4 separate regions of the Homo sapiens genome follow, and all the other regions are linked to region 4. Evidence: read pairs that join two places in POLR2A ChIA-PET (ENCODE). Cell type or tissue: HepG2. All regions are shown on one strand. Each heading gives the region's core, and the rest is flanking DNA. Links, peaks and the distances in the headings are about the cores only. Region 1 overlaps STXBP6 (syntaxin binding protein 6). Region 2 overlaps STXBP6 (syntaxin binding protein 6). Region 3 overlaps STXBP6 (syntaxin binding protein 6). Region 4 overlaps STXBP6 (syntaxin binding protein 6).

Evidence for each region. Peaks named below come from ENCODE experiments on the same cell type or tissue, not always from the same donor. Only the 100,000 strongest peaks of a DNase experiment are listed, where the experiment ranks them.
Region 1: POLR2A ChIA-PET joins it to region 4 with 26 read pairs; 2 of 35 experiments call an interaction of 5 or more read pairs at or near these places.
Region 2: POLR2A ChIA-PET joins it to region 4 with 28 read pairs; 2 of 35 experiments call an interaction of 5 or more read pairs at or near these places.
Region 3: POLR2A ChIA-PET joins it to region 4 with 17 read pairs; 2 of 35 experiments call an interaction of 5 or more read pairs at or near these places.

What each region holds. Positions count from the first base shown.
Region 1 is chr14:24,975,196-24,983,125 of GRCh38, forward strand. All of the region lies in intron 1 of STXBP6 (syntaxin binding protein 6), which reads right to left. Among named protein-coding and RNA genes, the nearest start is that of STXBP6, 71 kb to the right of the region's middle. In HepG2, for the core only: no CTCF peak of the experiment used is centred there; a DNase peak (open chromatin) is centred at 4,156.
Region 2 is chr14:25,028,870-25,036,799 of GRCh38, forward strand. All of the region lies in intron 1 of STXBP6 (syntaxin binding protein 6), which reads right to left. Among named protein-coding and RNA genes, the nearest start is that of STXBP6, 17 kb to the right of the region's middle. In HepG2, for the core only: a CTCF peak has its summit at 3,758; a DNase peak (open chromatin) is centred at 3,762; H3K4me3 peaks cover 1,005 bases.
Region 3 is chr14:24,904,947-24,912,876 of GRCh38, forward strand. The region is part of intron 2 of STXBP6 (syntaxin binding protein 6); the gene reads right to left. Among named protein-coding and RNA genes, the nearest start is that of STXBP6, 140 kb to the right of the region's middle. In HepG2, for the core only: no CTCF peak of the experiment used is centred there; DNase peaks (open chromatin) are centred at 3,975 and 5,655.
Region 4 is chr14:24,835,722-24,843,651 of GRCh38, forward strand. The region is part of intron 4 of STXBP6 (syntaxin binding protein 6); the gene reads right to left. Among named protein-coding and RNA genes, the nearest start is that of GZMB, 210 kb to the left of the region's middle. In HepG2, for the core only: no CTCF peak of the experiment used is centred there; DNase peaks (open chromatin) are centred at 3,410, 3,970, 4,220 and 4,690; H3K4me3 peaks cover 1,464 bases.

The DNA.
Region 1 (7,930 bases), core at 1,157-6,156, 140 kb after region 4:
AAACATATTTCACACTTCCAGAATACAAGTCTTTCCACTGTCCAACAGTCCTTAGAGTCAAGAAATTCTTTATGCCCCTTCAAAATCTCCTTTAATGTAAATCCATTTCCCTAATTCCATTCATAATGGAAATAATTATATCATCTTCTACACAATAACTATACATGCAACAGAAGACCATTAAATTAATACCCTTCTTCTGCCTTTGATCACGCTAAGTAATGAATTCTTATTTATTAGCTTCTCCCAATGGGTTCTAGTTTGCAGTGCTCCTCTGCATCTAGTTACCATGCTCTGTACCCTTGACAAACACTCCACATTTTCCTTCAGCCAAAATGGATACATAATTCTAAAAACATATCTGACTAATGCTAAGTATTTTGGAAATGTTACCCAGCAGCTCCCACATGTTATGCTCCTCTGGTTAACTGGCAGTGGATGCCCAATAATTAAGAAAATAAAGCAGTATGACGCTGACTCACAGTGAGTTCCCCCCAGAACACACACATACATAGCCCCCATGTTATATTTAGTTTTCTAAAAGTTGTACTTCCCCAATGGTCTTAACTCTGCTTATTTATATCTATTATGTTCAAGTTCAATCTGAAATATTAAGCCTGTCATCCAAAAAGATTCTACAGCAACTTGAGTAAACTTTCTCCATTCCATCATCCTAGTCATAAATAGTCTGTGCCCTAATAATGAATAGATATTTGTTCAGGCAATTCAACAAATCAAAATTAAAGGCACAGAGAGGGCCCATGGGTTGGACATGCAGAGTATCAGAGATCCCGCATATGGATCAACAGCATAGCTATCTGCAGTAACACAGCTCAAAGAGTTGATCAGACTGCTGTAAAACTGAGCCAGCTGGTTACAAAAACACCTGCTATGTGCCACTTCTATGATAAGTATTAGAGATACAATAAATAATCAAGACATGGTCCCAGTTCTCCAGGAGTTGACTGCTAACTACATCAGAGGTTTCACTTAAATCCAGATAGTTTATAGTAAAAGATCACGGGATCATCCTTCCCAATGCAAGATTCACAAATGCTACCCACACAACTGTTTACCTGTAACCTGTTCACATCTATAACCTCCTGGTAGGAAAGTGATATATTAAAAAAGAACACCTTTCTAGTTAAAGAAATTTCTCCTAGTTTTTATTCTGTAATAGGGCAGGTTTTCTTAGTGACACAAGAATACCTATCTATACATACACAAAGAATATGTATCTAGATATCCTAGAAATTATAGATCTAATACCCACATCTACTTGTGCTCCAATCCCAACATTTTATCATCACCACCAGGTTCTTCATGCTGGCCAAGAACAAAATGACAACAGTGGAGGGGGACCTGTTTTTCAAATGCTGATCACTAACTGATACGGTATGATTTCCTACAAGTTGGCAACAGAATTTCATAATTTACCCCATGACTTTCCTAGGCAAGATGTTACAATTTATCAGGGACTTTTATTTATTTTTTTTAAAGAAAGAAACACATACTGGTTATTTTCTAGCTCCAAGGCCACTTGCCTCTCACTATTTGGGTACAGGTGAAAAAGAAAGCCAGTGGTAGCACAGTGGCTTCAAACCATTTGATAAGCAATGTAGAAAGCAAGCCAAAGTCCTGAGCTGACTGGGCGCTCTTTTTTTTTTTTTTTTTTTTTTTTTTTTGAGGCAGAGTCTTGCTTTATCACCCAGGCTGGAGTGCAGTGGTACAATCTTGACTCACTGCAACCTCCACTTCTCCGGTTCAATCGATTCTACTGCCTCAGCCTCCCCAGTAGCTGTGATTACAGGTGCCTACCACCACGCCCAGCTAATTTTTGTATTTTTAGTAGAGATAGGGTTTCACTATGTTGGCCAGGCTGGTCTCAAAACTCCTGATCTCAAGTGATGCACCCGCCTCGGCCTCCCTACGTGCTGGGATTACAGGCATGAGCCACCGCGCCCTGTCTCACCCGGTGTTCTCGGACCAGTGCCTTCCCAGCTGTCATGGCTTTTGCTTTTTCATCTCAGGTCCACAGTTTTCAAAAACTGTAGTTAAAAGAAAAAGAAAGCTATCATTTTATCATATAAAATCTGTCAGAAAAAGGAAAGAAAGAGATAATGTGGTTTTACCAAGCTTAGGAAATCCTGTTCTTTTTAAAAACTGGTGAGAAATAGAAATGACCTTTTATTTTTTTTTTAAATACTGATAGTCAGTGACCAAGAACAAGAGAGAGAGAGAGAATAGATAAAGCCAGTAACTTCTTCATGGAGCACAAGTTTTAGAATCAAACAAACTCAGGTTCAAATTTTAACTCCAACACCTAAGACTTATGTGATTTCTGGGTAAATCTCTTAAAATTACAGACCCTTAGTTTATTAACTACAACATAGAGATGTCTTCACCTACCTCCTGGAACTAAAGAATTAAATGAAACAATATATGCAGAACACTTATTCTGTTGCCTGAATAATTAAAAAATGCTTAAAAATGAAACATTTTTATTAATTCTCCTACTATGATATGAAAAGATAAAAATCCCTCTGAACTTGAAGAAATTGAGTAAATGCAGCAATCTATACCAAAGGTATTTGTAAAAGTGAAACCCAACTTTATTTACAAATCCTCACCTTTCTCACCCATCAGTGTGAGACCCTCCACCTACAGATAAACAGTCTCTTATAGGGATGGTTTTGTACTAAGTATCACAAGGATAAGGAATTTATAGGCATCACTCTTTAGGATACTCACTAGGAGATTATCAGATTCATTCTATGTGAAATTATCAAAAGTTTTTATTCAGGGCAATGACACTAACAGGACAGTGTGGAGCACACATGTATACATGTTTTTAATGTCACCCTGGGAATGGTAATAATGCACAGCAGATTAGATGGAAAAGAATCAGAAAGTAAAAGGGGTACTGTCATAACTTCATAGCAATAACTTAAGAGTATCCCAAATCTGATTGTATGTCTGAATTCAGCATGGAGAGCTTTTCAAAAACGCAGACCCCTGGGTCCTTCCTTTATACCCACCAAATTAGAATCCTGGGATCTGTATTTTAAACAACTCTAACTGGTTCTCATGCAGCCATGCAGTCATTCTGCCACCTAATTTAAATGCTCTGAGCCTAGAGAGGAGCTAAAACCTAGACCAGAAATGTAGTGATGGGAATGGAAAGGATGAATCATTTCAGGAGAGAATATAGGAAGACAATGCACAGGATTTTTTTCTCTCCATCTAAGCAGCTTTATCAAGCCTTACGTCTTAGTGTTGGTAAATCATTGTCCATCCCAAGGCTGAGAACCCACTGTAAGAAATTAAGATGAATATAACAGCAATGGTACACCAATGATCACTAGTTACTCCAACCTATATCACCCCATGGAAGCCTTTTCTTTTCCTGCTTCTACAGGTTGTAATTACAAAATTTTTCCATCCAAGAAACCAACCTACAATATGATTTGCAAGTCAAAGCAGCTGGTTCCCATAAGTGTTAGTTACAAAAAACTAATCACAGTTAGTTCTGATCTTCTCACTTTGTGCCATCACATCTATACATACCATTCTTGTTAATGCATGGCTACTGTAGTGTGATGCCTTTCCACTGCCCAAGTAACTAGGAAATAAGACCATCCTTTAGGTTAGGAGTTGCAAACTCAAATGACCTCAGAGAACAGGTAGATGAAGCGCATAAGCAAAGGGGAACAGGTGTAAGATGCAACATTTTTGGTTTCCAGTAGTGGAACTGGTATTTGTCATCTGTGGTCAGGAGACCAAGAGTAGTAGTAGGAACTGCAGCAAATTAAAAACCTCCATTGTTAAGGCATTCATTATCATGCAGGTAGTTCTAGGGAAGTATAGTCTACAGCCCTTAAATATTTTTCATGTGAGAAGAAAGAATCTCCTCTGGTAAGGCAACAGTGCCATCTATTTAGCTTAATACTGTTAGATAGTTGATCTAACTTCATTAACTCCTCTGTTCTGATCCCATGTTTAACATGCAATCCTCTGATCAAGTTTTGGCCTTGTGGCTGTGCCACACAATTATTCTAGACTATGTAACAATTATACTTCCTATTGTAAATGAGTAACCAAGAATTTTAGACATCAGTCTCATAAGCTAGTTAATGTGTCTCAACACTAAAGCAGATGCAGTCAGCATGCTGATAACAAGTTTCAGAGTCTTTGAAGTTAAGAACCAAGATGATGTCACCCTGGAAGACTCTGGGGGGAAAATCAGCTAGTCTTTCCTACTTCAACGGAACTTCAGTTTGGTGAACCCAAATAAGTTAGAAATAAGAGAAATAAGATTCTCTAAAATTAGACTTCTTTGCATTACCACTTTGTTTTTGAAATTCTACAAATTCAATTTTAAGTCCCACCTATAATGTTGATGACACTAATCATGCATCCAACTCAGAGTGTCTTTCTGGCTTTAAACCCATATACCTAGCTGTAGACTGAGCATTTCCACTGAGACCTAACCTAGACCCTTCCTTCTCCCTCAACCCTTTCAAATCCCCATAACGAACCAATCACCAAGTCCTGTGGATTTGATTTAATATTTCTAGACTAGCTTTTCTTCATTCTCACTTCCTCTGCCTTAGTTTGGGTCTTCACCATCCCCGGCCTGAATAATTTTGATGCTTCCTCTAAAGGACTCCAGTACTGCTCTTACTTTACCACAATCAGCCCTCTACACTGTCCAATGTCATATTCCAAAGGATGAATATGATTCAAGCTTAACTGTACTTAACTGCTTCTTCTCCATGCCTCAGCTATTGACAAAGAAACACAATAATCTTAACAAGGAAAAAGACAATTTTGTAAATGTTAAAATCTAAATGGAGAAATGTTAAATTACTTCCCTTAAAAGCCACAATATAGACATACTAAATGCTACAAAACAGATGTTATTATATATCACTAAACCTAGAAATCTAAAAATGTTAATTTTGCTCCAAAGTTCAAAAACTTTAACAGGTAGTCAGAAAATATACAAGCTTTTATGCAAAGAAAATCAATTTTATTTTTTCTGATGTCATATATTAAGATCAAGGAGATAATATGAGGCCAATTTAGCCCCTTTAAAAGTGTTTAAGAAAGAGTTACTGATTTTTAACAAAATGTTTACTTAGATAATGTTTCTCTTTGATAAGACAGTTCTCAAGTTGAAAGCTTTAGTCTTTCCATGGTATGTAGGCATGTGAATAAACAATAAATTAGACAAAAATTTTAGTCCACCAACCAGTTTTTCCATGTAATTCAACTACTACTCTTAACTACTAGTTCTTATAAGTAGATTCTAAAAAGGAAGTCAGATATGCTATTAGAATAGACAGGTAACTTTAATCTGGTGACAACATTTGAAGTCTTAAAAGTACAATCACTTCAAGTTCAATCACTCTTTATTGCTACAAACAAGGGCTATTGGATGGGCTTGCCATGGTGAGAAACCAGATGGGAATAGCAGACCAAGAACCCATATTTAAGGCTTCACAAGCTTTACAAAATTAGGGTAAAATCAATAGACATTCAGCAAATCCTCTAACAACATACTTAAAGGAGCCAGAAACTTCTAAACATGAAAAATAATGGGGATATGAATAAAAACTAAAAACATTATCTGTTCTGCTAGAAAAATAGTTGAAGATAGGAAAAAAAATATCTTAAAGTAGAAACTCCAAACAAAAACTGCACATGAACATCACCTGGGTGCCCAGGTCCTGCTCACAGAGATTCAGGGGATCTGGGGCTAGGGCCTGCAACTTGTTTTCTGAATGACTTCTTCAGTTTATTCTGCTATACAACCAGGTCCAGAGCCACTATCTTTGGGTTTTCCCCCTGTATTTAATGAATTACTTATAAAACAAATAAAAAGACCCCAGAAACAAGTGTACATGGCAAATATTTTGTAAAGCCCTAGTAATGAATCATTGAAGTTTACATAGCACTTCATGATTTACAAAGTATTTCTATATCTAATCCCAAATGTGTAATCAAGAGAGCCACTGAATATATCTTCCAAAGTTTGCTTCAAAACTGTAAATTAGAATCTTCAGATATGTATGTGAGTATTTTTTTTTTTTGAGGCAGAGTCTCACTGTTGCCCAGGCTGGGGTGCAGTGGCACCATCTTGGCTCACTGCAACCTCTGTCTCCCAGGTTCAAGCAATTCTCCTGCCTCAGCCTCCTGAGTAGCTGGAATTACAAGTGTATGTCACCATGCCCGGCTAATTTTTGTATTTTAGTAGAGATGGGGTTTCACCATGTTGGCCAGGCTGGTTTCCAACTCCTGACCTCAAGTGATCCACCTGCCTCAGCCTCCCAAAGTGCTGGGATTACAGGTGCGTGCCCAGCCCAGATATGTGTTTTTATGAAGGGTAAACTATGTCATTTTTAACACACCCAATTGGTGCAAGGATTATGAGGAAGTGTTATAATTCCTCTCCAACAGAGATTAATATGAGTTGAAACCTTTTGAGCCAGCAACTCTACCATTAGAAAAAATGGTGTGAGCATGCACACACCATGTGTGTGTTACAGATGCATGTTTACCTCAGATCCATTTTTAAGAAAAAATCATCATAAACAACCTAAATACCCATCAATCTTCATTGGTTAAATACAGTATAGCCCATCCACCCAACAGAATATTACATATCCTTTTAAAATTGTGGCACAGACCTACAGATATTGACTTGGAAAAATTGCCAAGAAATAATACAGAGTGAAAACAAGGAGGTTATAAAACAGAAAATGAGCTCATGAATTTGCAATTTTATGTGTATATTTACATGCATAAAGAGATGTCTAGAAAATAGTTTGCCAAAACGTTAATATGATTATCTCTGGATTTTGAAACAAGGAAACAGGTCAGAGATTCTGCAGGACAGTCTTCGTACTCCACTAAAATCTCAGTGGAGTGCTCCTTGAAAATTGCGGTTTTAAGGCACATTCTTTCCACCAAACCTGGAAGACCTATCAAAATACATTTTATTGAGACCCAATTATAAGTTGACCATATTCTTTTTTCAACTCCAGTCCAGGCATAGTGTTGAGAACCCCAAAGTAAATTAGCAAACTCCCACCCTCAAAAAGCTGTGAGAAAGGAGAGCAAACGCTGTGAATAATGACAAGGCTTAGAAGATAACTTTGTAGGAAGAAAATGGTACCCTTCTTCTGTCCAATTGCAGCTCAATGCTGGAGCCTTCAACCTGGTGAACAGAGCACCAGCTACGCGTTAGCCTGCGCTTGCTCTCTTAGATGAATAACTCTGGAACAATGTAAAAACAACACAACCGTACACAACAGCCCTGGTCATACTGTTTAATTCTTTAAGGAAGGAAACGAGGAATTGCTTTTCTGCCATCAGACTGCCAAAGACTATGAGACCCGATTGGCTTTCTTTTCCCTGTACATACTAACTCTCCCTGTGTAAAAGACATTATGTTCACAGGATTCTCTGAGCCCATGACTCATGTCTGCTTCAACTATAAACCTAGATTATTTTCATCTCCTCTTTCCTTGTTTATATGTCCAGTATACACATTCTTCTTGTAAGTCTGATATCCAAAGAACAAACCCTGACCACAAGATCTGTGTTTACACAAGTTTATTTACATTGCGGGTGTACCTTTTAATCTTGTCAATTACTACATCCTAACTTTCACAAATGATATGACAAAGCCAAAAAATAACACCACCAACAAAAGCTACATAGGATATGTCATTTGGAGGATTTATTGAGGTAAGACGAAGATTTCATAAGCATCACTCATTCCAAGGGATTCTATTAATAGGAACTCCACATTCACAAGTTTAAATTCCAAGGACCAGTTAAGCCAGTTCTACAGTATCCATGTACCCTTTCTACAGTAATGGGTAGAAATAAAGAATCATAGTGAAGGCCAGGCTAGAATACA
Region 2 (7,930 bases), core at 1,025-6,024, 190 kb after region 4:
GACTTTGAAGGGTTCAAGACTTCAGTAGAGAAAGCAACTGCAGATGTGGTGGAAATGGCAAGAGACCTAGAATCTGAAGTTTAGCCTGAAGATGTGACTACGTTGTGCAATCTTATGATAAAACTTGAATGAATGAGGAGTTGCTTCTTATGGATGAGCAGAGAAAGTAGTTTCTTGAGGTGGTGAAGATGCTGTGAACATTGTTGAAGCGACAACAAAGGACTTAGAATATTACATAAACTGAGGTGATAAAGCAGCAGCAGCAGAGTTTGAAAGGATTGATTCCAATTTTGACAGAAGTTCTACAGTGGGTAAAATGCTAACAAACAGCATCACAAGCTGCAGGGAAATCTTACACGGAAGGAAGAGTCAATCAATGCAGCAAACTTCACTGCTATCTTATTTTAAGAAATTGCCACAGCTACCCCAACCTTCAGCACCACCATTCTGACCAGGCAGCAGTCATCCACGTTGAGGCAAGACCCTCGACCAGCAAAAGGATTACTATTTGCTGAAGATTCAGATGATCATTGGCATTTTTTAGCAATAAAGTATTTTTAATTCAGGTATGTATTTTTTCAGACATAATGCTACTGGACACTTAATAGACTTCAGTATAGTGTAAACATAATTTTTATAAGCACCAAGAAACAAAAAATTTGTGTGACTTACTTTATTGCAATATTTCCTTTATTGTTGTTGTCTGGAACTGAACCTGCAATATCTCTGAGGAATGCCTGCATATAAATGTATTATTTTAAACAACCACAAAGACTCCTATATAATGCTTCATGTGAAAAATTTCTTTTAGAACCAAGTGCTGGCGGGAGTATAAAGCTCTCCCTGAGAAAATGGTAGGTGCTTTCCCTCCTGAAAAGACTTACCACATAATTAGGAAGAGGAAAAAGAATGTATAATCCCATTTGCAATGAATCCTAACACCTGGACACTCATTTGGTAGTTAAGCTAAAAGTTCTTATTTCAAAGAGCTGGATAATTCTGCCTCAGAACCTTTATAACAGACACTACTTGATTCTATCACACACCAGAGGCCAATAATAATAGCAATAGCTACCATTTATCCTACTGAGTCCTCACGGTATGCAAGGCAGGGAGCTGAACACTTTGAAAGTCTCAATTAATCCCCCTATTAATAATAGAACATATCTCATAAGGTTACCATCCCATTTTACATATAAGAAGCTGGATCTTTCAGGAAAGATCCCAGAGCTTTCAAGAAGGAAAATCAAATGACTACAATGGCATCCCTTGCCAATTAGATAGCATTGGGATTGCAATTAGATAGCAATTGGATAGAGCAATTCAACAGGCTGGAGTAACAAAGGTGACTAGGCCTAGCCCCCAAAGTCTGGTCTTCCATGCCTGTCTGCTCACAGCATCCAGGACAGTACCCCATGCCCAATATGAGGGGAAAAGGCAGGGCCTGGGCCACTGAATGGGAAAAGGAAGCCAAGGTGCTCATCAACTCACCAGGAGAGCCTGGCCACTTCCTTCCCAGCACCCTTTATTCTACTACAAGCCTTGGGGACTCTAATAACTCTCTTTTGCCCTTTTTTGAGGCCAATATTTGCCAATTAATCATGACTCTAAGACCTTGAGTGGAGGACAAGACACTATTCCCTCAAGGGTTCTTCATCTTGAGGGGCAATACAGAAAACAAAATGCTTACTGTGTTGGGCAAGGGAACAGGAGAACTGATTTTAAACAGACAGATTTTAAAGGCAAATTGGTAGCTCACAGATCACCAGTTACATATATCTTCAATATCCACCTAAACACCAGGGCACAATAAAGGCTGACAGCATTGATGGGTTCCTATCTGTCCCTCCTCGGCCTTTAAAGCTGTAATCCTCATGCTTTCTGAAATTGCTACGGCCTGGCTTCATCTTGAGTCATAAATTCCTACCCATTGCTATACAACATGTTATTTTTAATTAAGGTAGATTTAAATTAACTGTTATGGAAATTGCCTAACACCCTACATAATAACTAATTAGACACATCCCGATTTCCTTCACAAACTCAGAATGAAAAGAAAAAAAAAAAATCACAAGTTCCAGAATACACCTCTCATAAAAACCAAGAAAGGACAGTATATTTCAACAGAAATTCAATCTATTGCTAGTGGAAATTTGTCCAGACCAGACATAAAATATTGGTACGCTTCGAAATTATTTCTTCATACACACAATATTGCCAAATTTTGTAAATATTTATAGACCTATAAATCTTTACATTGATTTTAGAACAAGACAAAGCCATCACTTGGTTCTCCCCTTGTACTGAACCAATTAAAGCTTTGGTTACGAAAAAGCAAGAAAACAACTTCTAAGAGAGAATGACCTTAAACTGAAAAATAGGCTTTAATATGAAACGTCTTAGAAATATTTTAAGTTCTAGAAAATCACAATGAGCTGGAGAATCGAGAGATTGGAATTAAGAATTCTGAGTTTACTACTCATTTATGGTAGAATTGTACTGCCTCAGTTTTCTCACCTGTAAAACAGAGGCAGGCAGAAAGATGAGAGTACAGGAGGAAGAGATGACAAAGGGGTTAGATATCCAAAGCCTTTTCCTGCTCAAAAACAATTGATATTGCAATATACATAGAATAGATTCTTTCTAGAGACAGACTACTCCTCTGTTTCAACTAAAAAATAAAAGCTTTTTAAAACATCAAAGAAAATAAAGATACAGGATAATAAATTGGCTTTAATCGTCTTAGCATGAGAGTAAACTTTTATTCTTATGCAAATGCAAACTTACAAAATAAAAATGAGTGGTAATAAATATTTTTGAAGAATGGCTGTATGTATCTCCCAAGCAATTTTTTTTTTTTTTTTTGCTCAGTTCTATATATCCTAATGCACAGGACAAATGAAGATAATTTGGCACATGCTATTATTGCCCACCATCTCTAGTTATTTTAAGACAGTAACATGTTTATCAACAGCATGCTTAGGACAACAGACCAGCACAGCAGAGCAGAAATATCCCGAGGTCACTCTTGGACCCCAACGAAGAGCCTAAGAAATGCCCTGCTTCCAACTAAAGGAAGAAATGGACAATAGTATCACTGAATTCCAAGAGAAGGTGGGGAGTGGAAAATACAGAAGAAATATGGTGGTAAATACAGAAAGAAATACAGACAGGAAGATAGAAAGTTTGAAGTGACAGAGATGGAAAAAATAAAGAGGCTTGAAATATAAAACCTTAATAAAGACAACAGAGGCACACAGGAGGAAAACAGACTGACCAGCCACTTTGCGCATGGTCTCCAACACCGCGAAGGCATTCTATTCTGCAGAGAGAAAGCACTGCAGCAGTACTGATCCCCAGGACTATCACCACACTGGAACTAGCCTCTCTCTGGTTTTAAGGTTGGTGGTGAGTTCCATCATCCGACATCGCTCGACACAGAGGATCAAGATCAAGACAACATTTGTCCTCAGTCCACACTCAGCCCTGGGGTTGTGACTTGAGCACCCCAAGGCCTGAAATGTAAAACAATCTCAAATAAAAAAGAAACTAGATCTAACCTATCTTTAACTCATCTCTCCCCCAGTCCTCAGTCACATTAACCAAAAACTCATCCACTGATTCAATCACTTTATGGAAGGATCGAGTGGAAAAAAGAAACACAGGCATTTACCTAAGCAGGAGCACTCAACCCGTCCGGGGAAGCCTCACCTACCAAGAGCCAACTGTCACCACAGGGCCTATGCCCTCTGAGCAGCAGCTCCCACTAGTGGTGGGGAGGACAACAGGAGAACATAAGAACAGATTTCACAGAGTCCCTCGATCAATGTAAAATCCTTCACATTTCACAAAGTTACCAAATACATAACCCTCACAGACACCTCAGAAGGTTAGTGTTACTAGGCTCATCATACAGATAGATAAACAGAGGATCAGAAGGGTTGAGTCTAGCATAAAGGGAAAAAGACACATTTCTAAGTGCTGAGAAGTTCAAAATAACTTGTAAGTGCTTCCTGAAAATTGCAGGCACATCTCTATATGATGAAATGCATTGGGGGTTGTACTACAACTATGAATCTTTTCTCTTGCCCCAGCCACACTCATTGGTACACTAACTGCTGTTTCCCACCAAGCACACACACCACTTTTCTAAAGAAACTCCTCCTGTTCTAATCCATCAAACAAAAGGTACATGAGTGGCTATTATAAGTAATACTGTGAGGATTCAAACTTCAATTGGAAAAAGATCTTGACTATAGTCTACCTGGGGAGGCATGACGGTCCATGCAATGACACCACCATCACACAGTCATGCAAGCTAGAGACTGAAGAGCCAACTCTGGCATCTCCCTGTTTCTCACCCTGTACTTTCAACCCATTACCACATCCAGTCATATCACTTCTTTCTATTTCTCCATACCTCCACCCGGTTCGCTCCATCTTTACCACCCTGGTCAGACTATCATCATTTCTTCCTAAACTACTGCAAAAACTTCTAAACTGGTCCACCGTATCTTCTCTTGGACTTCCACAATCAATTCATCCACTTCCTTTATTGCAAAAAACATGAATCTTGTCAATCTAATCACTTCAAATCCATGTTAGGAACACTGGTGACTCTTGAGAAAATACTTTCTCATACCCATTATCCTCCACTTCCAGCCATAGAGGGCTTCTGCCCCTTGCTCATACCAAGGTCCTTCCTACCTCAGGGCCTTTGCACATTCCATCACCTCCATAATGCCATCTCCCTCCCTCTTTAACTCTACTTATCCTTCAGATCTCAGCTCATCATGACTTCCTTAGGAAACTGCCCTAATTTATTTGACTAGGCCAAACTCCCTCAAACATGTACCCCCCTGGAGCACTTACAACAGTTGTCATGTAACATTTTATGCAATTAGTTTAGCTCCTTTAAAAACATTCTATAAAAGCAGAAACCTTGTCTGATTTTGCTCACCATGAAAATCGGTTACACACGTAGACTCTTTTGCTGAATGAATGAAAAGACAGAGATCTAAGTTTAACACAAAACAAAATGAAAAAAGTGCCTGAGAAAATGCAGGTATATGGCCCTGCAGGATTTTAAACCAGGAATTTCCTGGGGTCCCTTCACCCCAAAATAGCACTATGACACAGCATCTATTTGAGGAAGGGGAGAGAAACTATAATATCTTTGTCTGTCCTTTCTCCTGTTCCAAGCCTGGACATGAAACGGACAAGGAAAGAAGTAGGGTGCTGCATAGAAGCTTGGCCCTGTATGTTTGCTTTTGATAAAGGTAGGGGAAGGAGGTACCGGTAATAATACCCAAACACTTACTGAAAGAAAAACCAACTAAACCTACTGAAAGAGTTGTTCCAGGTAAACTTGACCCCTAACACCCCCACACAAGAACCATATCCCTCTGTGGAGGCCTTTCCATGATGTAGGTCATCATCCTTACATGAAGCTGAATATCTTTCCCCTCCTTTAAATGTCAATGGCATTTCTCTCCTTCAAAACCCAGTTTCTTCTCAAAATCTGCTACAATTTCCCCATCCCTCACGTAAGCTGAGCATATTTAAAATGCAGTCGCTCATACTGATGCACTTCTTATTAATTAACGTCTGATCTTCTTTCTTTTGAAATCCAGTTTCTCAAGAATGGCCCCAGGTTCTGACCATACCCTCTAGTCACGCACTGCCTCAGTACAGCACAGTGCAGTGGTCAAGAGCCTGAACTTAGGAGTCACATGGATGGGATGTGTGACCCTGGGACCAAAGGACAACTTCTCTGAGCCTTGGTTTCTGACTCTGTAAAACAGGGCTAGTAACGGCACCTAATTAAAAGAGTTGAAAGAATCCACAAAATGTCCTTAGCACAGTGTCCAGCACACTACATATGCACAGCTATTAATATTTTAATCAATATCACATAGAGGAAGCCTCAGATATTCACTGAAGTGAGCTCCTTATTCCTAAACCAAGAAGCTTATTAAAAACTTCTTAGAAAACTTCTTGGCCGGGTGTGGTGGCTCACACCTATAATCCCAGCACTTTGGGAGGCCAAGGGGGGCAGATCACCCGAAGTCAGGAGTTTGAGACTTGCCTGGCCAACATGGTAAAACCCCGTCTCTACTACAAATACAAAAATTAGTTGGGAATGGAGGCGTGCACCTATAATCCCAGCTACTCGGGAGGGTGAGGCAGGAGAATCACTTGAACCCAGGAGGCGGATGTTGCAGTGAGCCAAGATCGCACCATTGCACTCCAGCTTGGGTGACAAGAGTGAGACTCTGTCTCCAAAAAAAAAAAAAAAAAATTCTCATAGAAAGAACTTTAGACAGTTGTACCTGTGAGATAACACAGCCATCTATAGGGAGGCAGTGCTTACTGTACCTCTGCTGCAGATGACAATGGGACCTGACCTACATCCTAGTTACATATCCAGGAACTAATCATTAGCTACACCCACTCAAAAAATAAGGATGTGGGCGGTCCTTTACTCCTCCTGTCACAATGTATATTTTGTGTTTACTCAGGACACCATGAAATTCAAAGTACAAAGCACCATTTATACGTTTCTTTCTTTTGGCAGGAAGTCAATAAGTTCAAACGTCCACCAGCCAAGTCCAGATCTGACATATACAACCTACACAGGTGTATAGGACAATATAATCTGATAAGAAAATGAGTTTAGATCGCCAGATATTCACAGCCACTGGGTTCAACTGCTTCTTAGTGACACCTGGAATTCTTTACAGGAATTAAATGTGGCATAAAAATGAATATCTTACCAGAGGAAGTTTTCATTAAAATGTCCTCAGAATTTTTTTTTTCTCAGCTACCTCATTTTATCCAGGGAAAACTATGTGAAAATGAACAAAATAAAATTATAATCTGTATAGGAAATTTAGCAATCTGGTTACCCACGGCCAAGTACTCTGCAGTAAAAACCAAGACTGTGCAGGATTATAGGTGTTAAAAATAAAGAAACTACCAAATGAAGAAAGCATTCTTCTATGTAGTCGCAGGAGAAACACAGAGGTTTCTTTGCTACTACTTTGAGCCAGAAAAACAGGTTGTGGGCTGGGCACGGTGGCTCACGCCTGTAATCCCAGCACTTTGGGAGACTGAGGTGGGTGGATCACCTGAGGTCAGGGGTTCGAGACCAGCCCAGACAACATGGTGAAACCCCGTCTCTACAAAAAATACAAAAAGTAGCCAGACATGGTGGCGTGTGCCTATAATCCCAGCTACTCAGGAGGCTGAGACGGGAGAACACTTGAACCCGGGAGACGGAGGTTACAGTGAGCCGAGATTGTGCCACTGCACTCCAGCCTAGGCAACAGAGCAAGACTCCATCAAAAAAAAAAAAAAAAAAAAAAAAAAATACAGGTTGTGGATTGCAGCTTTCTACATCCTCAGCTTATAGATAATATTCCCAGTGTCAGTGGAAGAGGGCTAGTGTGGTGGGGTCCATGATCCCAAAAGGGTGAGAACAGGTCTCTGGGATGGCCAAGCACATATGTCTTTCTTCCGGACCCTTGGGGCAGCCAAATGCCCCACTGTCTATCTGAAAGCTACCTGCCCAGGGCATTCCTTTCAGGAAAAATTTCTGAAAGTCTTTACTGTACACAAAAGAACATTAACCCACTGGGTCTTGGGGAAAACTAATAGGAGATTTTAAGTTCAGCAATAAATGAACATTAAAGAAATCAGCTGGCCCGGCACGGTGGCTCACGCCTGTAATCATAGCACTCTGGGAGGCTGAGGCGGGCCGATCGTGAAGTCAGGAGATCGAGACCATCCTGGCTAACAGAGTGAAACCCCGTCTCTACTAAAAATATACAAAAAATTAGCCGGGCGTGGTGGCAGGCGCCTGTAGTCCCAGCTACTCAGGAGGCTGAGGTAGGAGAATGGCGTGAACCCAGGAGGCGGAGCTTGCAGT
Region 3 (7,930 bases), core at 1,007-6,006, 69 kb after region 4:
GAAAGGATGTTGAAAGACCCCAGGATGAGAGTTCAGGACTTGGGTTTGCTACTAGTGACAATGTGGCCTTGGGTAAATAATTTAATCTCTTTGTATCTAAGTTTCTCATATATATAGGTATCCTTTCCAAATAGAAAATTCTGTTTTATTTGAATCTTCCATGGTTTGTATAAGTTTTTCACTGGAGACCAGAAGAGGGACAGGATAGAACCATCTCAAATAGGATTCATTCAGACTTATCCATGCTTTTGGGCTGTTTATTCCAAAGTCCCTATCATGTCTTAAATGTTAAGAGACTTCAGTTCAAATCTCAGGATGGCCTTTACACAAGATACCCTCAGGTCAGGTTGTGTACATCATCAAAACTTCAGTTTGCTCATCAGTAAAATAGGCTTGTAATACCTACTTACAGGAGTGTTATATTGTTATTTAGGAGGAACATGAGAAAGTTGTTGCAAAGTGCCTGGAATGCAGCAGATGTTTAAAATGTTTGTTGAATTTGGGTCTTTCTGCGCACTCTTCACCCTCAGATTCTGGTCCTTTGCTCTCCTATTCCTGCCTGTCTAACAAAGAAAACCTTGGGAATCTATAGGAAGCCTGCTATTCAGACCTAAAAATAACATGCAATCTGTGGCTCTGTGACCTATGTAGCAAAAACTGCCAAAGGAGGAAGAGGACCATGAGGTTAGTTGTCTCGATCCAGTTCTGCATATTGTACAATCCTCTCTAAGCTGGACTCACCTTCATTTCTAAAATGCTGTCTTTCATTTACTTCAACAAATGAATACATAAGACATTTTATGTGTCAGTTCCTACCTAAACAAAACCTTCCAGGGATACACAATGTAAGACCAAGATAGGATGTACTTGTAGTTGAAGCTCACAGAACTTTTCCCTTCCACACCTGTGCACCTGCATGCACATCTTTTACAGAATATGGTGTCAAGATATAATGGGAGATAAATTGTGGGCCACAGAAATCATCTTATCCATTGTAATAAGTAGTAGTTATAGAAACCTGAGGGTACAAACTTTGAGTAGAAAAAAAGACATGCAGGAATACACATAGAATACTCAATCAAACATCTCTAATTGTTATCATTTGTTAATGATTTAATTTCCCTAGGTCAATGCATCTTGATTAAATATTTGTTTCCCATCCAAATAATTAGGTTTTTTAAAAATCATTTTCATCCCTTAATTTTTTAAAAGGGTCTTAGAATGCTCTCTATTTTTTCTCAATCCAAGCCTTACTACTACAAAATGAATGATATTATGTGTTACTTTTCAATTTACATATAAATTTACCCTATAGGCTAAAAATATGCAGGGTTAAAGACATATTAATGATATTCTACAATGCAAAAAAATTTAAAACTCAGATAGGTGTATGGCATGCATTTTACTTAAGTCTTTTATACGAGGCCATTTTAATAATTTTTTATATAGTTCAATTCAATCAATAGGCCAGAAATAGTCACTGTCTCAACTGACATTGATGATGATCATCTGTGTGCAGAAAATATATTTAGCTTCCTATGTTTGGGGAATTTCAAATGCAGAGTACTGTATATTTTAGCAATGTTCCTTTAAAGAAAACTGTTATTTTTAAACTCATTTGACTGAGATATTTTAAAGGATTGTTTTGTTATGAAATCTAACCTGAGAATGCGACATGCATAACAAATTTTCATTTAAAGCTGAAGGAAAATGAAGGATAGTGCTGAATTGCAAGTTGTCCATATCAAGTGGTTCCCTCACTACCGGCAATATTGCTAAGTCAAATTTCTAAGCTGGCAGTTGACTTTTTACTTTTTCTGTATAGTAAATTGATGTAGTAGGAAAATATCAGGTCAAGGAGATGAGTTGTCTACTTCACTATGCCCTCTAAGAGGAAAAACAAAGAAAGCAGAAACTACTCAATGAACAATAAAGATACAGATTTGGAAGCATTTAAAAAACAAGTTTAGAAATATACAAACAGTACTATCATTCGTATGTGGGAACTAAAAAAAAGTGGATCTCATGGAGGTAGAAAGTAAAATTGTGGTTAACAAAAGCTGGGAAGTGTAGGGGGAAAAGGGGAATAAAGAAGAATAAGAGTTGGTTATGAGTACAAAAATACAGTTGGAAGGAATATGTTCTAGTGTTTTATAAACAATAGGGTGACTATAGATGTCAATAATTTATGTATATTTCAAAATAGCTAGAAGAAAAAATTTGTGATGTTCTCAACACGAATAATAAATGCTGGAGGTGATGCATATCCTAATTACTCGGATTTAATCATTACATATTGTACACAGGCATCAATATAACACATACCCCAGAAATCTATATAGTCATTATGTGTCAATAAAAAATAAACAAGTGAAAGGATATACATGCAGGTATGAAATTTTTATTTAGAAATTTATAAAAGGGGAAATTGCTTCCATTATAATGTACAGTGCAAAGAGCATTAAAAGAGCATTATTAAAGTACACAGTTGTCTATATATCACCTCAATTATATAAAAATGTCTTATGGGTATTAGAAAAGATTGGAAAAACACACCAACATGTTAGCATTTTGAAATCAGAATTGCCATGAGAGAGTCTTTGAATTTTATGTGGCTTCTCTTCTTTTCCATACTTTTTAATTTATTTTCTTCTTTTGTGGCTGATTACTCACAGATTTAATTTCTTAAGAATAAAAATATATAGCCTTTTAATAAGCATTTAAAAAAATCTTATAACAAGTAGTTACACTGAATTCTACTTGTATTTGAAGGGACAATGTTGATAACATTCTGTCCATGAAAGAGACACTGATATTAGTTCCTCTTTTTAAAAGTTTTTTTTCCTTTTTTTTTTAACCAAACCCTTGTTTTCCATTTCCTCTGCAAGGTGCTCCTCCTCCTCTCTTAGATTGCTAAATGTTGAGCATCCCAGGTCTCTGTCTTGGCTACACTTTCTTCCTGGGTCATCTTAACCATCCAGAGCATCACTTCAAACACCACTTCAAAGCTAAGGAACCCCAAATCTGTATCTCACGCCCACAGCAACTCCCTGAGTTCCAGGTTGCAACCCCTAAGCAATGACCCCATTTGGGTGTCTGTAACAGGCCTCTCAAGATAACATGGCCTAACAGCATCAATGATTTGCTACCTCCTCTGTCTCCTAGTCTTTGCTAATCCACACCTCCTTAAGTCTTTCGTCTTTACAATAAATAGTATCACCACTCAGCTGGGTACACTGAAGACCTAGAAATTATCCTTGATTTCATTATTTTCCTTACCATCTTACCCAACTCTATCTTTTAGCACTACTTAGCGCTCTACATATATCCTGAATACAACACTGGTCCCCACTTCTGTGCTTTCACTTGGCCCAAGACACCATCACATTGCCACTGGACCTCTGCACAAGCCTCCTAAGTGGTATACACGCTGATCCCATTTGCTTTCATAAGAGCCAGAATGTAAAACATACCATGGCATGTCTTTGCTTAAAAACTGCCTCCCATGTACTACAATGTGTATAGAAGCTCCAGATCATGGCTGTTGACAAGGCCTTATAGGGTCTGGGCCCACTACCCCTTCAATCTTGTTTCTTCTCCACGTCCACTGTGCTCTAGACATGCTGACCTTTCTTTGGTTCCTCAATTGCATCAAACATTTTGTGCTTTTTGTCCCATCTGCCTGGAAAGCTCTTTCTCAGGTCTTCCTCCACAAATGGTCCTTCCCCTACAACTGAGACCAAAACAGAACCGAAACTTGTCCCAATTTCCTCATAAGGCTTGTGTTGCTCCAGGAACACCAGACTAGCAGCAGCTTTCAGGAGCTCCAACAGCCCTCAAGCAGTCAGAGGCTCGGCTGAGCTGCAGCATTCACAAAAAAGGCTGGTTATTCCTTGTGGTCAGGTTCCACATCAGGCAAACCCCATCACCCACCAGCAGCTAAACTCTAGATTACACAGCTCAAGGACAAGTTAATGGGATTTGGCAGAACATTAAAGAAGAGAAGAAACTACAAAAGAAAAATGCACTGAAAATAGAAATAGGTAAAATACACAGTAGTAAAATTTGTGCCAGCTAAATACATCAAACCATATTTACATTTCTGTGTTATCTTTAGGGATAAGCAGGAAAGAAGACACAGAGTCACTGACGTATTTCTAAATTTGTTCGAATCTGCATTTGACTTTACCTTCAGCATTCTTGAAAGATCAGAATATGAACATCTATAGAATCAAAGGTGCTACACATTGGCACATAAGCCTGCCCTTGAATAAGGTCAACTTACAAACTTTAGGTTTGCGAGTCAGAACCCCTTTCACAGGGGCACTCCAGCCCCAGCAGCACGTCATGCGTGGAGCGCTTTCCAGTTCACACCAGCCAATCCACATGAGCCTCTGTGGTTCTCACAACAACCTAGATATTTTCCCCTTATTTTACAGATGTGGGAACTAATGTCCAGGGATTAACTGCAATTTGGTCAAAGAATCAATTATAAAGTAAGACTAAAGTCTGTTCTTCTCAGTCCTAGCACTTTAGAAAATAAAACTGTTAAGGTGGGGCATGGTGGTTCGTGCCTGTAATCCCAGCACTGTAGGAAGGCAAGGCAGGTGGATTGCTTGAGTCCAAGAGTTCAAGTCCAGCCTGGGCAACATGGTGAAACCCCAACTGTACAAAAAAATAGAAGAAAAAAATCAGCTAGGTGTGGCGGCTAGTTGGTGGCAGGGCCAGATCTAGCATGTATCCTGGATTCCAGAGCATTGTACTTACCAGATATGAGAATTTTTTTTTTTTGACAGTCTTGCTCTGCTACCCAGGCTAAAGTTCAGTGGTGTAGTAGCTGATGACACCACTGAACTCTAGCCTGGGTAACAGAGAAAGACTCTGTCAAAAACTAAAATAAAATTTATCATACCTGGTAAGTACAATGCTCCGGAATCTAGGAGATATGCTAGACCTGGCCCTGCCACCAACTAGCAAGTATGACCTTGAGTGAGTCACCTTAATTTGGGCCGTAGTTTCCTCATGTGTAAAAATAGGTATAATCACATCTGCTCAGCTCTACCACAGGATTGTTTTAAGGAGCAGTTGAGACCTCTGATCACACCTCCTACCACTTGTCCCAGGTCACCGCACCCATCCACACTGGCCTCACAGCTCTCCTCAGGTGAAGCACACGCCCGCTTCAGGACCTGTGCTTGCTCTTCTCTTGATATCCACAGCTTGCCTCTCACTTGCTTCATGCCACTGCTCACATGGCCCCATGTTAGAGGGGCCTTCACTGACTACTCTCAGTAAAACAGCAACCCTGCCCCCAATCTACACTCCTTTTTCATCTATGTTGTTTTATAGTTAGTTAACATATTTCTTCTCCATTTGATGTATTTGTCTCCTCACAATTGGATTACAAATTTCATTAAAGCCAGAGTTTTTGCCTTTGTTGTTCATTGCCTGGTATCCCTGCAGCCTGCTGCAGTGACTGACACAGAGCATACCCTTTAAACAATCATCTAATAAATGGATGAAAAATGGAACACACCACTTACATGAATAAATGTATTGTGATTATCATCTTCTAGTCCCTTCTGGGACTGTCTACCATAAGAGAGGTTAGGTATGGTATGCTCGGTCTTAAAATCAATATCTTTAAGCAGGATGAACTTTGCAACTCACAATGTTACATAGCCTAGCAGGTCACAGGACTAGAAAACACATGTATGTATATGATAATTAGCTACTAAGACCTAAGTTTAACAAGATAAATCCTAGCAAAGCCCTCAAATCTTCTACTTCTAACTCTACTGCTAATATCAGAGATGTTAAAACAACCACTACCACGCAGAATTGCTATGGCTGTGAAAATGTCAGAGAGTAAAAACAAAACACCTCACAACAGAGGAGCCTCTAACAGACAAAGTGTTCCTAAACAACCCAGTGGCCACTTGTGAGGAGAAAAGAAGGGAAAAGAATGGAACGGTGGTGGTATGGTTTTAGCTGTTATCTGTAACATTAAAAGAGAGAGAAGGAAGAAATCTAGCAAAACATTAAAGCTCGATATGCTTTTCTATAGGTTTGAACTATTTCATAATTAAGAAAACAGGCTAGGTGCATTGGCTCACACCTGTAACCCCAGCACTTTGGGATGCCAAGGTGAGAGGATCACTTGAGCCCAGGACTTTGAGACCAACCTGGGCAACATAGTGAGACTTTGTCTCTACAAAAACAAACAAAAAACAAAAAAAAATTATCCAGGCATACTGGCACATACCCATGGTCCCAGCTACTCAGGAGACTGAGGCAGGAGGATCATTTGAGCCCGGGAGGTCAAGGCTGCAGCAAGCCATGTTTGTGCTACTGCACTCCAGCCTGGACAATAGAACAAGACCCTGCCTCAAAGAAGGAACGAAGGAAGGGAAAGAAGGGAAAGAAAGAAGAGAGAGAGAGAGAGAGAAAGGAAAGAAAGGAAAGGAAGAAGAAGGAAAGGAAGGAAAGAAAGAAACCAAGCAGGAGGATGTCCAAAGAAAGAAATCAAGCAGGAGGATGTCCAAAGAAAGAAAGAAAGAAAGAAAGAAACCAAGCAGGACGATGTCTCCACTATAGATACCAGCTTCTCAAAGTTGGAAAGCACCTTGGCAGTCATCCAGACCAATTTATATCTAACGCCTGAGTGTCCTCTCTAACAGCCCAACAGTCAGTCATTTGCCTGGCAGTGCTGCTTGGCAATTCCTTTACACAACCACAGTGAATGCCTCATTCCATTTCTCAGAGTGTTCCAAACCTTTATTCTATTATCACCCTTTTCCCAGCAGCCACATCTGCAGCAGAGCACATAGCTTAGAAAAACCAGAAGAGTTCTTTGGTTCCTCCTTGTCTTCCCTCAAATATGCACGTGCACATTTGTGTACATGTTTACAAACCCTTTTTTAAATTGAAATCAGCCTCTCTGTTGTCTTCTACCCATGAGTCTGTGTGTTCTCCAGTCACGGAGAGTTACTCAACTTTCTTGTCCACATGGCAGCACTCCAAATATTGTAAGACAGCAAGTGTGGTATTTTGAGTCTTTTCCATTTAAATATTACCACTGTATTCAACTTGTGCAATGGAAAGAGAGAAACTAACATAACCACCAAGGGTGGGCAGTATCTGTTTGGCATGAGAGTCCCATCAAGCTAGTATTGTACATAAGTAACTCTATTTTTCTATGTACCCAATCTGAACAAGGAATTCGTAGAAGTAAATAATTTTTTAACTACTTGAGGTCTGAGTTAGAATTTAGTGTGATTATTTTCTTATAGCCTTTAAAGCAGCCTCTTCCTTTCAATTTTAAGCAAAACCAAGGTCCTAGACTAGCTTTTCAATCAAATAATTCAAGATTTTAAGAACTAAGTTAAAATATAAAAGGTATCTTGAATGGATGTTACTGAAAATCACCTGATAATAATGTTTGGTATTGTGACAGGGAAAGGTGGCTGGGTAAGGTTTATAGAAAGTGAATGCCAAAAAAAAAAAAAAAAAAGTGAAATGCAGCAACCAGTGTTTGCCAAATAATTGTTAAAATCTTCTATAACAATTTAACAACGTATAGGAATTTGCAATTAGATCTATCCATTTAAAAATCATACAGCCTTACTTTAAGTGCATACTTAATCTAAGGTTTAAATAACAATTTATTAAAAGAATAAGGTGACCAGGAGTGGCAAGAGGTACAAGTGAGTAAATGTGAGTACACTTGATTAATGCTGCTCAAAGTGTGGCCCTCAGACCATGCTATCTGGTGCTGTTCTGCAATAAGAAAAAAATTGCTATAAGGTACTTAGAAGCTTTATAGAACATGGACAGAGTAACTTCATGTCAGTTGAATATAACACTACTTTTTAAAAAAATGTGGACTTGCCTTTTTTTCATTTTTCTAGCAATTTATTTTTATCCTATT
Region 4 (7,930 bases), core at 1,539-6,538:
AAAGTAGACTGTACAGATTAAAATATTAATATAAATATCCTATTTTCTGCTTTGGACTTGTAACCATAGCTACGCTTAATAACGATATCCATAGTGCCATTTTCCTTTTCTCTTACCTAAAAGAGGTGTCCATCTTTGTGGATGGAGACACCCATTTTCTACTTCCCTTCATATTAAAAATGTATCTATGGGTAAACCAAAAGAACAAGAAGTCATTAAGGTAAATGTTGTAGGAAACAAGCATTACTGCACACTGTAGTCACCATGACTATTAGGGGGACCAGAAATAGCTGCAGGGAGAAGCAGGGCAGTAGCTCTCACTTCACTCTTTTCACTGCTGCTCAAGACAGCCAGTGGCAACACTAGTTAATGAGCAATAGCCTTCAGGGTGTGTATGAAATCATACTCACACTTTGGTACTTTACTGATTTTTTAATAAGATGATTGGCAACATGCCTTTAATACTGGTAATACTTGATTCAGTACAGAAAGAGACTTTGTAAGTGTAAAATATTTTATTTTGGACTCAAGACCTAGTCAAACTACTAAAGATAAATAGCGTTTGAAAATTTACAACTCAGAAGTGAAAATCAGACTGTGCGTGATGGCTCACAACTGTAATCCCAGCACTTTGGGAGGTCGAGGCGAGCGGACCACCTGAGGTTAGCAGCTCGAGACCAGTCTGGCCAACATGGTGAAAACCCCATCTCTACTAAATATACAAAAATTAGCCGGGTGTGGTGGCGGGTGCCTGTAATCCCAGCTACTTGGGAGGCTGAGTCAGGAAGAATTGCTTGAACCCAGGGGGCAGAGGTTTCAGTGAGCTGACATCACACCACTGCACTCTAGCTTGCCAGCTTAGGTGACACAGCAAGACTCCCTCTCAAAAAAAAAAAAAAAAAAAAAAAGAAGTGAAAATCAATAACCAGTCAAAAGGGTAGCTATTAACAGACTAAATTTTCCCTATGTTAGTCCTTGTAATAGGAAGAAAGTAGGATAGCAGGATGGATAAAAATCAACAAAAGAAAAAGAAAAATGAATGGAAAAAGAGATTTTTCTTAATTCTTTAAATCTTCAGTAAAAATCCTGCTTCAAGTAAGATTTTTCATGACTCTAATTAAGCACTTTTACGGCAGGATAGATCTATAATTAAAGCCTTACCTTATATGCCTTACTAACTTGCAGCTGCAAGCTAAATGTTTTAACATATCATCAAATTGGCATTAGTTCGACAAAATGTAGTAATCATTTCCTTTTGTGGACTAAAAGACATCAAGAACATGAATATTTTAATTCATATGTTAGGTGATACAGACATAATTATTAGAGGTTACAGAGTATATATGGCATTGCAATTTTTTCTATTCCTTTTTTAAGTAATTGAATGCTTTGCTCAAATAGTTTGAATAAATGTAACTTGACACAAATGATCTAAAACAAGGGGTAGAAACAGCAGGGAGGATGAAAGAAAATAGGACAAATTCCTAAGTTCTGTGGAACATAGGAAAATTTGTATTTTTAAAGATGAAAAGTGGTGTAAGAACTATGCAAACTTAAAGGCCAACCAGACAACTATTTTCATCAAAGTATTTAAATTATTACTCTTGTTAAGAAGCTAGTAGCATCATCTTTCTTTACTTAAGTTCGGGGGTAGAATCATATCCATTATTTGAAATCTGAAATTGCTACCTAACTATATTCTCAAATTGCATAATCACAAGTTAAGCTCTTTCTGTGGACACATTTGTGTATATGCTTTAGTCAAAAGCAGGAAAAAAAATAGCCAGCAAAATGTTGCTCTGTGGTTTTGGGAGTGATGGGCAGGAGGAACTGTGTTAGCAGGTTGGAACTCTCAGGTCCCAGGACTTTGGGGCTGAGTACACATAGAACACCTAACATCCCAGTCAAGTTAGAGCTCTGCTACAGGAACTTGTGCTCATTTCGGCAAAGGCTAGGACAGAATTAATCTCTGCAAAATTAAAAATTAAGAGTCAATCAATAAATAGGGCATATAATACTACTATTAATTAAAAGGGTCTAAGATACAGCTCTAACACGACAAGCTGTATGAACATCTCTCAGACTTTCCCATCCTAAGAGATGTCTGCCAGACTGAGTCATCTCCAGGGAGGGTAAGTGTCAGAGATGCCCTGGTGAGCTGTGGATGGCTGGAAATAACAACTGGAAAGGAAGAACAACAGCTAACAATCTCCTGGAGTTTGGCTGCCAAAAAGAATCTTTCCTTCTTATTAAATTCTGATCAAAGATCTAGATTCAGTTTCCCAACTGAGAGCTTCACTGTTTTTTCTAATTTTAATTTTTATTTTTTGAGAAAGAGTTTCACTCAGTTGCTTAGGCTGGAGTGCAGTACACGATCTCAGTGCATAGCAATGATCCTCCCACCTCAGCCTCCCAAGTAGCTGGGATTATAGGTGCATGCCACTACTCCTGGCTAATTTTTGTACTTTTTGTAGAGATGAGGTTTTGCCACATTGCCCAGGTTGGTCTGGAATTCCTGGGCTCAAGCAATCTACCCAACTCGGCCTCCCAAAATGCTGGGATTATTGGTGTGTGTCACTATGCCCAGCAAGCTTCACTGGTTTTTAAATAAGCATCAACATATCTGCTGTGGTCTGTAACTGTGGAATTGGAGGAAATGTGGACATTCAAAAAAAATGGCCAGGCTGGGCGTGGTGGCTCATGCCTGTAATCCGAGCACTTTGGGAGGCCAAGGCCAGTGGATCATGAGGTCAGGAGTTCGAGACCAGCCTGGCCAATACGGTGAAACCCCATCTCTACTAAAAATACAAAAATTAGCCAGGCGTGGTGGCTCGCACCTGTAGTCCCAGCTATTCGGGAGGCTGAGGCAGAAGGATCGCTTGAACTCGGGAGATGGAGGTTGCAGTGAGCCGAGATCGCACCACTGCACTCCAGCCTGGGTGACAGATCGAGATCCCGTCTCAAAAAAAAAAGAGAAAAAAGAAAAAATGGCCAGTAACTTAAGGGCCCTTTCATGTCTTATTAAGCACCTAGAGGCTAATAATTCCTTTTAGAAATGTTCTGAGGGAGAGTGAGCAAGATTGAGCATAAACAGCTACATTCATAGACAACTCAACTGCCCTTCCTTATTTAATTCCTGCTACTTCTTATCGATTTGAAAATTTCTAAGAGATTTAAATTGTGATGCTTTCTATAGGCTGAGATTAAAAAGTCAACCAGGCTAAAGAATATGAAACAATAATAAAAAAAACCTAAACCATTAAAAAAGGTAAAAGAGAGCCCAGATCATAAAAAGTCCAACAGGCCATAAAATGAAGGCTGGAAACATTACAAAATCTCCCTTCTCAACTGGGAGCCTGGCCAAGCAACTACACGGGAGTTGAGTTCTGTGATTGTGAGTGAAAGTTGCATTGTCTGTCCCCGCCTGCCCTCCTTCTGTTCTGATCTCTAATTTTAGACATATCTGTGTTGACAGCATCCCTTAACAAAAAGATCAGCAGCAAGCTGTTCAAGTCCTAATCTGACATTTCCCACACGGAGAGAAAGGAATGGAATTCCTTTCTCTTTTGTGGATCTTTGCTCTGGGGTTGTAACTAGTAAGTTATCACAACTGGTTGGTACCAGCACATCACCAATTCATACAACACATGCTGTTCATTTACCTTAAAAAAGGACTAACCATAAGCAAAAGAGAATTTGGTTCATGATCTATAGATACATTATCCCATAGTCTCCTAATCAAAATTTAGAATATACAATTGAGCAACAGGACATTATACCCTACGTCTTGAAAAAAAATTTAGTCAAATTTGATTCTGTGTTTGAATAATCACATCTCTGAGGTGACTGTCCCTAAAAACCCAAAAAGTATGGTAATCTTGTATATTGTGTGACTTGTCATTCTTGAAAAAGAAAAGTACTAATAGCTAATATGTACTGTATTTACTCAGCGCCGGGCACTGTTCAAAGTTCAAAGTGCTCTGTGACAACTCATTTAATCCTCAAAACAACTTTGGGAGATAGGTACTATTATTATCCCTTCTTTACAAATGAGAAAACTGAGGGTCAGCTAAATAATTTGGCTGAAATCATAATGGTAGGCAATAAAAGATGTAGGATTTGAATTAGAATTCTTGCTACTGAATCTGTGTTCTTAACCACCGCTTTCTAGAGAGAAAGAGGACAAAGAAGGCAAGTCAGTTCTCAGCCCTGAGAATTCCACCTGGCTGATCTTTGTCATCAGTAAATATTTACTGACTCCTTATCATGTGATATGTTTTAGGTATATTACAGCTAGTGTTTTAGGCATGCCTAGTGTTTCAGGTATATTATGTTATTTAATCCTCCCCACAGTACTGTATGGGAGAACTACTACTCTATTTTACAAAAAACAAAAACCATGGCTTAGACAGGTTATAAATTGCCCAAGGATATACTTATGGTGAGTGATGGAACCACCTCTGCTGGTTCCTTTGGGATTATCATTGATTTGAAAATAAGGTGAACAGCTATTGGCAGGAGATTCATGGTACTGAGGAGGGAAGAGGACTACTTTCCAGGCTAGCTGGCATTCTCCTTATGATGCAGGGCTGTGTATGTGACAGAGGCCTCTTGAGCCTTTACTTTTCCTCAACAAGATGCGACCACAGGATTGCTTGGAATTCAGATTCTTTCCTCCACTTTAGCCCATCAACAGATTGATTCCTGACAACATGGCTTTGACAGTGTGATTCTTTGTTTAGCCTTCTTGCCTTGCTTGTCCCAGCACTGTGCCAATTTGGGCCCATTACTCCCAGAGCTTTCCTGGCTTCTGCTCCATTGTTCTAAAGAAGGGATTACTGACACACACTTTGGATCATTTCATTCTGAGGGCTTTAGGCTTTATCTGAGACTGCAGGTATGAGAGTTCTCTCTTGGGAATCTACCTTCACCTTTACTGCATTTGTCAACTCTTCCCCACATACAGGAGTTTGTAATTCGAGACAGACACTCATTTCATCAGAGATAGAGTTTGCCCTCATAAATTCTCTGAGCTGATTTTGGATAATTTTCAAGAAAAGAGGTGACTATCCTTTATATTCTATCATTTTAAAACTAGAAGTCTAACAAATGTAACTGCTTTTTTTTTTTTCCTGTCAAATTAATTCAGTAGCTATCCTTCTTGGAATGAACTTTAGCATGGATTAACTATCCATTGAACATACAGCATGTATTCCTTATTACTTTTGTTTAGAATTTTATCTCCAGTTATTTCAAGAAAACATTCCAAGTAATTTTAAAATAATCATTAAGACAATTAAGTTTGGCAGTGTATTTTTACCATGTTTGCAATCGTTACAGTTTCTTACACTCCACTCCTACCCTTTGGGTTCAGTGTGCTTCATGTTGAAGCACATCATTTAATACTTCTATCAGCAAGGGTCTAGAGGTGGTGAATAATCAGTCTTTGCTTTTCTGAATATATCTTTGTATTTCTCTTACATCTATATTACAGTCTAGCTGGATACAGAATTCTAGATTGACAGTTATTTCTGGAACTTTGAAGATATTAATGTATTGACTTTTGGCATCTCTTGTTGCTGGGAACAAGCCATCAGTTTATCCTTCCACAGTAGGAAAACTGTATTTTTAATAGCTTTTAATATTTTCCCTTTGTCCCAAGTGTTCTATTGCATTATGTTTTTCTCTAGGTAAAGCTTTATTTTCAAGTGTGGCACTTGGTGATATTCTCAATCTGAGTCTTCAATTCAGCAAGTTTTAGCCATCATCTTTTCAAATACTGGTTTTCTGCCATTCTTAAACCTTCTTTAAAAATTCCTATGAGATGAATGGTAGAGCATCTTGTTCTATCTTCCATGTACAACTCATCCTTTATATTCTTCATTGCTGTGTACTGTATTATGGGTGAATTTCTCATTAATACCTTATAGTTCATTAATTCTGTCTTTGACCCTGGCCAGTCTAGAGTTTATTCTATCAAATGAGTCTATTTCAGAGACTACATTTTTCATTTCCAGGATTATTTTTTTCTATCACTTTGTCTTTTCATTTTAGTTCCTGTGTTATAACATCTTAACGTTTTTTCTAATTTCTTCCTTTATCTTTTGAGTATCATAAATGTACTTAAAGTCATTATTGGAGTTCATTGTTACTTTCATTTCATTTGGGGTGAATTCAATTCTCATTTGTTATTTTTGTTGGCTTTCTCATGTAGAATTTTGGTGTGCACAATATTCTTCAGTGGGAGATTTAAATTTCTTCCTGCTTCTCCTCATTGCCTTGACCTTTTCTTTCTATGTAACAGTTTTATTATTTCCTGTGCTGGTCCCTGGTACAACAGGATTTAAAGTAATGGTCTGAGGCTCTTGTTCTGGGTAACATGTGGGATATGGCAGAGTCAGTCCCAGGCTAGTGGCCAGTTGGATCCAGGTCTTGGGTGGGAGACTATGTTTGTTTTCTCTTGCCTCTCTGGAACACAGGTTCTTATAAGCCACTTCCCTAAGGAGCAATTGGTCACAGCGTATTTGTAAACTCCTTTCTTGGGCTAAGAAGACTTGGTACCAAGCAGCAAATCTAGCTCCTATATCCACACTTTGCATGGGTGCACTTGTAGTCCCTATAGTAGCATGGAATTCAAACTTCTTCCTTCCAGACCTGGAATCCAGCAGACAACAGCTTTAATCCTAATAATTGCTTTGTGATTCTGTTATGTTTCTGGTTTATGGATATACTTATGTTTTCTTTTTCCTGAAAATGGCTATTTCTTTTTAATTTCCTCTATTCATGGTACTGTGATACCATGTGATAGAGCTAAAGGAGCCTCAAAATACAAATTTACAATGCCAAACTGCTCCAATATTCAATTTCCCAAACATTCATTTTTATCAACACAAGAATCCAAAAATTCTACATTGCCCAGCAAAGGTAATACTTACTTTTCTCTTTTTTTTTTAACCAGCAAACAAAGGAAAAGATGATTATGCCTTACTGACAGACTTTCTTATTTACTCACTACCTGAAATTAGATAGCCCCAAATGATAAATTTTAATTTACTTTTTTTAACAGGAAAAAAAAGGGTTGAGAAGAAGTAACAATTTAGTGGCTGTATCTGTTATCTGCATTACAGCTTAAAACTTCTGCAGTTTTACTTAATCTTAATCAGAGAGAAATCCAGCTATTTGTGCATGCATTTATTCAGCTTTTAATGGATAGAGCTGGGAAGTATAATAGGCCCAAAAGAGGGGAGTCACAATTTTGGAATTATTTTGTTAATGACCACTGAAGAAAGAATTTTTCTATTTTCTCTCTCTAATGGGGCAGGGGGAAAGAACAGATTCTGGAGATAGACTTGGGATCAAATCTTCACTGACCTTTATTATGGATATGATTTCAGGGTAGATAAATAACCTCTCTGAGGCTCAGTTTCTTCGCCTGTAAAGCAGGAATAACGATAACTACTTTTTGTAGTTAAATGTAAACTAAAAAATTGCCTGGTATATAGTAGGGATTTAGTATGGTGACTATCAGTGTTATTAGCATTCACAGGCTTTTTTCCTGGAAGGCAAGAAAAATATAAATACAAATACATATAAATACAGACGACTGTACTTCTACTGTATCTGACCTAAGGGACACTCAAAGCCATGTTTCTCTACTTCCATTAACTCCTGTGTCCAGGGAGAAATCAGGTTCTATACAAATTTCCCTTAACAGGAGGGAAGGCAGGACAACAGGAAGACAGGATTAAAAGAAGACATTAATTATAAGCTCCCACTGAGTGCTCACGATGTTCCGTGGTACTCCCTATGCACCATGCTATATGTTTTATATATGATCTTGTTAAATCCTTACAACTTACTACAGGGCAAGCATTAGTATTCTGTTTAAAAAGAGGAAGTGAAGCTTACAGTTTAAGTAATTCATCCACAG